Linked DNA regions of Homo sapiens: region 1 is linked to region 2. The links are chromatin loops, found by intact Hi-C in ENCODE. Cell type or tissue: GM12878. All regions are shown on one strand. Each heading gives the region's core, and the rest is flanking DNA. Links, peaks and the distances in the headings are about the cores only. Region 1 overlaps LOC100506274 (a long non-coding RNA gene). Region 2 has its middle 67 kb from the start of LINC01814.

Evidence for each region. Hi-C counts contacts between places; a loop is a spot of excess contacts. Peaks named below come from ENCODE experiments on the same cell type or tissue, not always from the same donor. Only the 100,000 strongest peaks of a DNase experiment are listed, where the experiment ranks them.
Region 1: it touches region 2 in a loop (3-fold over the local background); 2 of 110 quality-filtered maps call a loop at or near these places.

What each region holds. Positions count from the first base shown.
Region 1 is chr2:7,435,613-7,440,991 of GRCh38, forward strand. The region is part of intron 4 of LOC100506274 (a long non-coding RNA gene); the gene reads left to right. Among named protein-coding and RNA genes, the nearest start is that of LINC01871, 290 kb to the right of the region's middle. In GM12878, for the core only: no CTCF peak of the experiment used is centred there; DNase peaks (open chromatin) are centred at 1,753, 2,529 and 2,532; H3K27ac peaks cover 216 bases.
Region 2 is chr2:8,514,037-8,519,415 of GRCh38, forward strand. No RefSeq gene overlaps it. Among named protein-coding and RNA genes, the nearest start is that of LINC01814, 67 kb to the right of the region's middle. RefSeq lists enhancers at 1,062-1,171, 1,372-1,421. In GM12878, for the core only: a CTCF peak has its summit at 2,200; DNase peaks (open chromatin) are centred at 945, 1,505 and 2,165; H3K4me3 peaks cover 2,077 bases; H3K27ac peaks cover 2,796 bases.

The sequences.
Region 1 (5,379 bases), core at 102-5,101, 1.1 Mb before region 2:
CATGTTGGCCAGGCTGGTCTCAAGATCCTGACCACAAGTGATCCACCTGCCTTGGCCTCCCAAAGTGCTGGGATTACAGGCGGGAGCCACCATGCCTGGCTCCCTCGTAATGTCTGAGGTATTTTATACAGAAAGACACCTTCCCATCTTACTATTATAGAGCCCCTCAAATATTAACAAAGTCAGCCCTGTTAGGTGTCATTTGTAACCACAAATTGAAAATCACTGGTAGCCAGTACCTTTGATTCACTTGTGTGTTGCCAATACATCATGATGATTACAGTAATAATAATGAAAATGATTGTAATGATGATATACTCTTTGTTTAGCCTACATTGTGGTGGACACTTTGCCAAGCCTTCTGATGCATTATTTTATTTAATCCTCTGTAGGATACCAGAATAGAGAGATGATTATTACTCTTATTGTGCAGATGAGAAAACTGATGTCTAGAGAGAATGAATAAATCCCATCTTTCACAGCTGGTAAGCAGCAGAACCAGAATCTATCCCATCATTGTTTTCCTCTAGAGAAAATATTCACCCTTGAGAAGCTTCACCCTCTCTCTGCACAGTGTGAGCCTCAGACCATGTGTTCGGTTATTGTCTGTTAACTAAAAGTGAACCACCAGAACTGGAGGTGCCTGCAAAGGCCAGCAGGAGTAACAGCATGCGTCTGACACAGGTCCCAGAGAAGTTCTGGCTTCTCTTCTTTCTGAAGTACTGAACCACAGAGTAGTAGCAGAAATACCGTCAAGCCTTCTTTCCCATGTTCCCACGGCAGTGAACCCATTCGTGCTCTGAACACTTTCCATTCCACATATTTCTTCATAACAGAAGGTGTCAAAATGCTCCATGCTTCCTCTTTTGGGGAAATTAACTTAATTCAATTGAACTGCACTTATAATCACAGACGGGAATGACCTCAGAGAACTTCATTTCAACCCTCTCATTTTACAGTGGAAAGGAAAACCCCCAAATTTAAGTGACGTCCTTGTTCCATATAGCACCCTTCCTTACTGGAACCCAGCGACTCTCAGTTCTATTTGCAATGGAGAACCACCTGGGGAATTTGAAAACATTCTGCTGCCCTGGCCACATTTCCACATACTCTGATTTAATTGGCCTGGGGAGGGACTTGGCTTTCGAACTGTCTTCATCTCCCAGGTGCTTCCAATATGCAGCCATGGTGGAGAACCTCTGCTTTTTGTCTCCTTCCCTGGCACATTCACATAAACACATCTTTGATCTTGCTGGCCCAAAGAGTAATGACTGAAGCTGTGAGCTTATTTTACCAACAGAAATGGGACTGGTTGGGAACAAATTGGGCAATGTTTGCTCTTCTAAAAACCCTCTGAGGTTGTTCTTAGGAGACTTTTCCCCCTATTTTTCCATAGACAGGTCTTCTGATATGTTAGGTTTTCTTCAGTGCATTTTTTGAGAGGTAAAGAAAATAAAAAAACATTGTTTTTATCAGCCACAAATGGAATATATTTGGGAGTAATGGCAGCTCAGAAAGTTAAGGATTGGATTTAGTTATATTTTAATAATCTGTAAAAGCCTAGCTCCAGCTAATAGAATGCATATTTTATTTAAAGCAGGCATTGTCAAACTTCTTCTGTAAAGGGCCAGATAGTAAACATTTTCAGCTCCACAGGCCATATGGTCTCTGTTGCAACTACTCAACTCTGCCATTGAGGTGTGAAAAGCACCCACAGATAAGACATAAACAAATGGGTGTGGTTGTGCTCCAATAAAACTGTATTTAGAAAAACAGACAGTGGGCTGAATGTGGCTCATGGTCATTATTTGCCAACCTCTAAAATGTCAGATTAGAAAAAGTACTGTTTGATGATGCTCCAACTCTAACAAAGGCCAAAATAGAATTTAAATGTTTTGCTTAGATGGTGGGGGTTTCTGAACTTAAGAAAAAATCCCTAATGTTGTTTTAATATTTGACTCGGGTGTCCAAAAGCTTGCAAGACCCCAGTAGAAATTAAACAGAGTTTATTTCAGTGCCTTTTGAGCATCTCTGTATCTTTTTAATACATCCTACCTTTGGTGCTATTTACAAATGTTTCTTTTTTCATCTTAATAAAAATTTAGCAGAAAAATCTGCTAAACCCCAGAAGCGTCAGATAATTACTTGGAAAATGGAAAGGCAGTGAACACTAGTCATTTCATAATTTCAATTTTATGATTACTTTATTACAGAAAAACTTTCATAATAGTTGCATCATTTGAATCAGTTTTCGGTTTCAGCCCAAACCACGGGCACTTACGAAAACCTACCCTAACTTGATTTAGGTCTTCGAGCAAACCTAGAAAAATACTTACTAGAATGAAAAGAATCCTTAATGTGTTCTAATCATTGCTATGAGAGGTTGGAAGGCAGGCAAATGCTTTTCCTTTGCTGTTCTCTCAGCTTATAACATCCTGCCTAATTCTAATAGCATCTTTCAGGAATAGAGGAAGATGGCATTGAAAGTTAAGTGTGACTTTCCACTGCAACTCGGCAATGACCACTCACTTTTGCATTAATAATGAATGAGTATCTAAAGGTTAGTGAGCGAATGTAGCAGAACCAGCCAGAGGGAGTCATCAGGAGGCATCCCAGCTGAAATACACTGTGCAAGCCTGGGAGGAAAGAGGTTCCCCTGAAAGGCACTATCTGGACTGATGGGTTTTCAGGGAGCCAGTCATTCACTAAACCCACATAGGCTGGGAAGCAGATAAAGAACTGAGGCTGCAACGTAATCAGATGGGATTTGGGAACAGAAAGTCAGATAATACCATGTCTGTCTGGACCTTAGACCAGGGCTCTAGAGAGTTCTCTGAGTAAAACGGCAAAGTTTGAGACTTTTGCAGGACACTTTCAACTCTCAGCTGCCTTCAACTCCTTATTGTCACTTTTGCTTTGTTTACTTTACTGCAGTTTTCATTTATGTTTTCTCACACCTGTAATTCCAGCACTTTGGGAGGGTGAGGTGTGTGGATCACCTGAAGTCAGGAGTTCAATACCAGCCTGGCCAACATGGTGAAACCCCGTGTCTGCTAAAAATACAAAAATTAGCCAGGCGTGGTGGCAGCCGCCTTTAATCCCAGCTACTCAGGAGGCTAAAACAGGAGACTTGTTTGAACCCAGGAGGCAGAGGTTGCAGTGAGCCGAGATCACACCATTGCACTCCAGCCTGGGTGACAGAGCAAGACCCTGTTTCAAAAAATAATAAATAAATAAATAAATAAATAAATAAAAATAATAAATAAAATTTAGGCAGCAAGAGTAGGAGGTTTGATTGTGTGTCTGTTGCTTTAGTCTCAGGAGCCTAATCAGCCAGCCATGAACTCATGGTTATAGGGCTACAGCATTCCTATGACTTTTAAAGTCCTAAGATTGGTTCAGTCAACAACCCAAAAAGACTAATCATAGTGTGAAATATCTACTTCCTGTGAACTGTACATTGTCATATTTCCACTTTAGTGCTGGGGAGCGCTAAAAAAAACCATGTTGGTGCTAAAGAAAATACCTTCTTCTTCATGTCAGCAGGGAAAGTTTGAAAATTAGCCTTGTTTTCTACCAGCAAACTCTATTCATTTGTTCTTTCATTAAATCCTATTACTGAAATTCTGCTGGGTGCCATCACTGTACTAGGCATGAGGAATACAGTGGTTAGGAAGATCCTGTCCCTCTCCCAAGGAGTTCCTAGATAGGTATGGAAGGATGACAAGAAATAAATAGCTACCGCTATTATGAGTCGCATGGTAAGAACAGGGTGCTGGGACAATTCATAGCAGTGAGTTTCTCCCAAATCTAGGAGTCAGAGAAAATTTTCCAGGCGAGTGATATCTATCTGGAGACTAAGAGGATGAAGATGTCTTTGTTTTACATCTGAAAATTTATGTCAATTTTATCAGCTGATTTGAATTTTTGAATGAGGATTGCAACTAGAATAGATTGTTGGTTTTTACATTAACTCTTCCTCTAATAAAGTTGCCATTTTTGTCCCATCACAAAGAATGTATATTAAGTAACATTATATGATTTTTAAGAAAATCATGTATGATTAAGTAATATTATACAATTTTTTAAAAAATCATATATGATTAAGTAACATTATACAACTTTTTGTTCAAGAAAGGACAAAAACATTACTGGAGAAACTAAGCATCTGGTTCATCCGATGTCATTAGACACTAGGGCCTACAGATAAGAAAATGATGATGAAGAAATGGCAGAATTTCCCCTTGATGATGGGAGGCTTGGTCAAGGCCAGGAAGACCACTATGTAGGGACCGTGTGGAAGAGACCTTCAATACTCTGACTCACTCCCCAACTAACATAACTGCTACTGACTGCTGGCACCATATTTTAATCAAACTTTTTCAAGATTCATCCATCCATTCATTCAAAAATATTTTTAATGAAATATTTCAATAACAACTGAAAGTGAAATGGCCCTTTAAATGGAAGAGCTCATTTTTTGTGAGTGAAGCAAACAGGAGAGTCATTCCCATCAGGGTGTCAGGACCATTCGTGGTTGGCATATGTCAAGTGTTGATACTCAAAGGTGGGCAGAACTAACTCAACCTGAGAAAACAGAAAAAAGTTCCAGATTCAGGCAGGTGGGGAAGAGAAAGAAGAGCATTCTGTTTGGTCCGTTCAGGATAAGCCCAGTGAAAGGACAGGATGTGCTTTAGAAAGAGCGAGCAGCTTGGTTTCTTTAAAACATTAACGTTCTGGGAATAAGGATGGAAGGACAATTTGAACAGAATGTGGGGACATTTTTTCACTTTTGGGGATTTTATGCTTTGATCAATTTGGAATTACTAAAGGACTTTGACCAAGGCAGTGATTCAATTAGTTTGTCACGTAGAAGATTCTTCTGCCAATACAACGGTGAAGGGCTGACCACAAAGACAATAGAGACAAATGTGTGTGCATATGTTGGGGTAGGTGGAGAATAAAATTCAATTGCTCTGTTGAGAGATAGTGCATTGAAAGGATGTATTGAAGGCAATTTTGGGAATTAAAATGTTCAACATTACTTGACCTGTGAAATGTGGAGGTCAGCATGAGGAATCAAGAATTATTATCATTTTCTCATAGAATACATGTTATGGCACAGGGGAAGCCAAGAGAAGCATGTTTAGGGGAATATGTCATGAGATACAATAATCTTAGGTGATGGGCTTCTTGATGTGCCTCAGCTTTCATCATGTATTTCTTCTTATTTCCTTCACTCAGAAGCTGTAATTTATGCAAGCTTCGACTGACTGTAATTCACTTACTGCTCAATGAATATTCCTCTGAATGATCTGTAAAGGCTATTTTGTCCAAAAGCTGTGTCTGGGACAAATGTGATAGTGTCAAGGGATTTCA
Region 2 (5,379 bases), core at 94-5,093:
AGGAGACCACCTAGGTTGCTCCTGCAGGAGGCCAGGAGACAGAGGGTGAGGCGGGACCCATGTGGGGCAGCGGGGAGGGGATGAGAAGCAGAATTAGGATGGCGCTGAGGGAGGCGGGATAGCTCGGACTCAACATTGCTTGGACATGGTAGCAAGAGAGACCAGGGAACCTAGGATGCCTCCCTCACTGCTGGCATGGGCCAGGGGAGAAGGGTGAGCCCATCCTCTGAGCAGGGAAGCCAGGTGCCAGCACAGGCAGAGCCAACTTCAAGTCACACAGATCTCATTCAAACCCCACTCTGCTGTCTCTTAACTGTCCAACCTTGAGCAAGTATCTTGGCCCCATCTGTAATCTGGAGATGAGGACAGTACCAGCCCCACAGAGCTGCTGTGAAGATCCCATGAGGAGGTACATGCAAACCACTGGGCACGATGTCTAGCACTCAACAGACACTAAATTGATCACGGCTGTCATTTAAATTAGCCACATAAATGTGTTTCATTCTTGGAAGGTCACGTATTCCTCACAGCGTATGGTGCCCCAGTCTTTCCACTACTGCTGCATTTTGGAGTGTCCTCTAGCTTTCAACCATGGATAATGAGACCTGCAGATAAGCCATTTCCAAACTCCCCTAGTAGAGCCAGGCACCCCATCCCCATCCCACAATTCTCACTGCCTGGTCCTCATTTCTGTGCTCACCTCCTTCCCTTCATGGAGGCTCTCAGGCAGAGCTGTGTGACCTCCCTTTCCCTCTCCATCTGTCTGTGCAGAGCTAGCACGGGAGGGCTTGGCAAATGTTTATTTACTGAGCAGGAGTTACCAACTTTTCTCCCAGCTGATGATTTAAGTACAAGTTTCAGTATGATTCCTCCAGTAGCCGACCAAAGGCGGATTTTAAACTAAGAAACACACCTGTATTTAGCACACCAGGGGATTCACCAGTTCCCCTGGGGCTGGTCTTGGCACAGTTTCATCCAGAAAAAAACCACCAGAGGAACCTTCAGCACATTAAACACCCATAGGCAATATGCACTGTGTGGGGGGTCAGGTGCTCATTGTCTCATTTCTTCCTCTGCCCATGAGGTAGGGTGTGTGAGCCCCATTTTACAGATGAGCAAACTGTTGGTAGGCAAGTCTACTTTGCTAAAGGTCATGTCGCTGCCGCATGTTTATCTGCATTTGAGACTAGAAAAGCAATTGATGTCTGTTCTAGGAATTAGGGACACTGGTGCTGAGAACACTTAAAAATAGCCCCGTGCATTTTCCCATTCTTGAAACAGGTTTACTAATCAGGAACGCAGCTGAAAAAATCCAGCAAAATGACTCAGTTCCAAGTAAAATGTCATTTCTCCCCCATCACTTTGGGACAACCCCAGCAAAGCCAGCACAGCATAGAAACAGAAAGAGAGACAGCAGAGAGGCCAAGAGGCAGAGAGGAGAAAAGGGGAAGAGGCCACATGGGTGGCTGCAGGGCCTCTCACAGTGCCCTGCAGCCTCAGTCAATTCCGGGGGTGCTCACAAGGCTAAAACGCTGGCTGTAAAATCAAGGGCAAGCTGGAGGGCTGGTTTCCTGTCTTCTAAATATACTCCTGTTCCGATGGTATCTCGTCCCCTGCGTCACGAAGGAGGGCTGCCCTTGACACTGTGAATGTCTCAGGAACACCTCAACCCAAAGGAAGCTGGGGTGTAGAAAGCTCGAGGTTCCTAATACCTTCAGGAACAGCACACTCAGGTCCTGCTCAGGCACTGGGCATGGCTGCCTCCTGCTCCTCTTTATCCACCCTCCTCCCCCTCCTCCCCCTCCTCCCTCTCCTTCCTCCCTTCCTCTTCCCTATCTTCCTCCTCCTCAAGGTCTTCCTCCTTCTCCCCCTCCTCTTCCTCCTGCTCCTCCCTTTCCCCTCCTCCTCCTCCTCCCCTTCCCCTCCTCCACCTCCCCACACAGAGCACCTCAAGCCCTCCAGGTGGGCAGTAACTGTCCAGCAGAGCTGCTGTCTGTGAATGTTATCAGAGGAAACACTTCAGAACTGAGAAGCAAACAGAAACCATTCTACACCTGCTGTCGCTCCACTTCCTCTGGGCCCCAACCTCCAGCCAGGTGTCCTCATGGGAAGAAAGGGCCCATTCAGGACTGCGGCTAGTGGTTCCCAGTTGAGTTCCTCCAACATGGCAGGAAGAAAGGAAGACACAGTAGGAGGCAGCAGAGCCTTGTGGTGAAGCCTAGGGCTCAGAGTGGAGCCCACCTACTGCCCATGCTGCATGTCCTGGCTCTGTGACCTTCGGGCAGGCTGTGGTTTATCATTACTTGTAATTTGTAACATTGAGTTACAAATACTGTGACTAGTTCAGAGGATTTATGAGGATGAAATGAGTTATCTGCTTAAACCACATAACATAGTGCATGGCCCTACACTTTGGGAGCTGGCGTGCCTGCCCTGAGCCCCACGCATTCACACTGTGTCATTTTTACAGCTGTGCCACCTGCCTCCTCACCTTCACCCTCCACCCCTCACACACCCTTCCAGGGTACCCCGATCCCGCAGGCTGCTTCCCATCTCTCCCTGAAATGCAGCCCGTCCTTTGGAGAGCCTTCCAGGACCTTTTCCCACTCTTGTGCACGCTTGACCATCATCAATTTAGTGATCTTTTCCCTAATAGATTTCACGTTCTCTCAGGCCCAGAGCCATGTCTAAGTAACAGTGACTAGTGGCTATGTGAATCTATTAATTCTCACACCTAAAATAGAACTCCACACAAAGGAGGTGCTCAATAAATGCTCATTGAGCAATCAACAATAACGACCAAGGCTCAGAGAGGTGAAGTAACCTGCTCTGTGTCACAGAGCTTGGAAGTGGCACATCTGGAATTCCAAGGCCAGTCACACCAAGGCAGGTCCAAGTCCTACTGCCCCTCAGCATCCTCCTCCCGTAGACGGTGATGCACCTGGGGGAGCAGAAGCAGTAGTTCCCAAGTCTACAGTGGAGCAAGAGGCTCAGAAATGGAGATCTCGGAGCTGCCCGCGTACAGCCTGGAGTAAAGGACACGCCATGCTGCCATTAAGCACCATTTCAGCCCCTCGTTGCCTGCACAGGTCCAACACGGAGCAGCTTGGCTGGGAGGCAGAACGGCAAGTAAAGCCTCCCTCCAAACAAGCCACCCCGCAAAAGGCTTGAAGGAGCACCCGTATTCAGAGACCACCCACTTTAATACAGATAATACTCTAGTAGCTTATATTTATTGATTTCCACACCTGCTAGGGACTGTTCCCAGCATGTGTGATTAAGAGTATCTATAATCGCAAGGCGCGGTAGCTCAGTCCTATAATCCTAGCACTTGGGAGGCCGAGGCAGGTGGATCACTTGAGCTCAGGAGTTCGAGACCAGCCTGGGCAACAGGGTGAAACCCCATCTCTACAAAAATACAAAAATTAGCTGTGTGTGGTGGCACATGCCTGTAATCCCAGCTATTTGGGGGAGCTGAGGCAGGAGGATCACCTGAACCTGGGAAGTGGAGGTTGCAGTGAGCTGAGATCATGCCCCAGTACTCCAGCCTGGGTGACAGAGCAAGACTCGGTCTAAAAAAAAAAATATATATATATATATATATATATAAAATTATTTGATCCTCGTGGCAACCTTACAAGATGGGCACTGTCAGCCGCCATCATCAGCATCTTACAGATGGGGAAACTGAGGTGGGGGAGAGAAGCAAGTTGCCTAGTGTCCTGAGTATCACACTGCTAGAAATTCCTGCAGCCTGGGTGCAGGCAGTGGGGCTCCAGTATCTGTACTTTTTACCAGTTTGCCACTCTGTTTTGATGTGATTTTTTTTTTTAATGTTAAAGGTGAGGTGGGGATAAGTTCCCAAAGGTGCTCATTGAGTCCCACTGTTGTGGAGTCACTTTCTGTGGAGTCCTCATGACAGGCCCTGGAGGCAGGAGACCCGGAATCACCTACTCCCACAAGCCCATGCCGGCCTGGCTCAGCCATGCTTTTAGAAAGTACTCCCAGGAGGCTATTGCAACACTCCAGGGGCATCCCCTGACATCCCTGCACCTGCCTGGACATCCTGTCCTCTCCTCCTTTCTTCCAGCAACTTCCTGGGTCTCAGGGAGGGGGGTGGGATTCCAGTGGGGTGCGGGAGTGGGAAGCACTCCATCCGGGCCGAGGGAGGAGTCATTTCCCAGCTCCAGTCAGCACCTGTTTCTCCGCCTCTGGCCCATGGTAGGAAGGGAGCTGCCAGGCATCCCGCCCTTGAGGCCTCTGAGCGAACGAGAGCTGGTTCACAAGCTCGGAACCTGGAGGCTCAGAATGCGGCGGCTGCTAGCTGTGTGACAATGGACAGGTCACTGAGGTCCCTGGCAATGGGTGGGAGGTCGTTAGCGCTCCTTGCCAGGATAGCCTCTAAAGCCCTTCCTCGGGGGACCGGTCAGCACATGCAGCCTCAGCCCTCTCCTGCCTCAGAGTGACATCACTGCCTTCGGGGCAGCCCCCTCACCAAGCAGCCTGTGTCCCCTTAGTCTCCGTAATCCTCCAGCCATCAGCCACTCTGCCCTAGCTCTCTCACAAACATTGGGGGGTTTGGCCAACAGGTGTAGTAGCAGAACACCAACATCAGGGTGCCCACCCCACAGCATCATTATTGCTGAGTGGGAGCATCTCTTTCCAGATGTGCACTTATCAGTCTCTCATTGGTAGTTCAGAATCGGGATGGGAGAGAATTAACACCACAGACGTGGGAAAATGCTATAACTTGGGGCTTTTTATTTTTGGTGGGGAAGGGTGTCAGTTGTTAAACATTTACCAGCATTTCCCTGCAGCCCAGGGTAGCAGGCAGAACAGGACCCTAGCTTACACCCGCCATGTCCCTCCCTATCCTCCTCTTCATCCCAGGAGCCCAGCTAGGGACCGGGGGACTTCCAAATAGACAGTGCCCTTTATGATGGTGGGTGGAGTTCACACGTCATGGGGCCAGAGCACTGGGACACATGCGTCTGTATCCCAGCCCTACCATTGTCATGGGGTCTCTAAAACATCATCCCCAAAGTCACAAAGCTGCCCGACCTCAGTTTTCTCATCTGCAAAAGGAGGCTTGCTGGAGATAGCAAACAGAACAGAGCCTGGAAACTATGATGCCAGCCTCATACCAGACACTGCTGTTTGTGCAATAGCCCACTGTTCTAGTGCTTCCCCAACCTTTCCACAAGTTTTTCTTCCTCCTAATTCACTTTGATCTCCACGAGCTCTTAGAAAATCACCCAGTGAAGTGTGCCTAAAATTTGGCAAACCCAAGAACAAAGAATTGCTTTTCACAGAAGTGCTTATAAGACATGCCCAGCTCAAGACCAAACTGTGAGCTAAAAGAGAAATCACCCCTTCAAG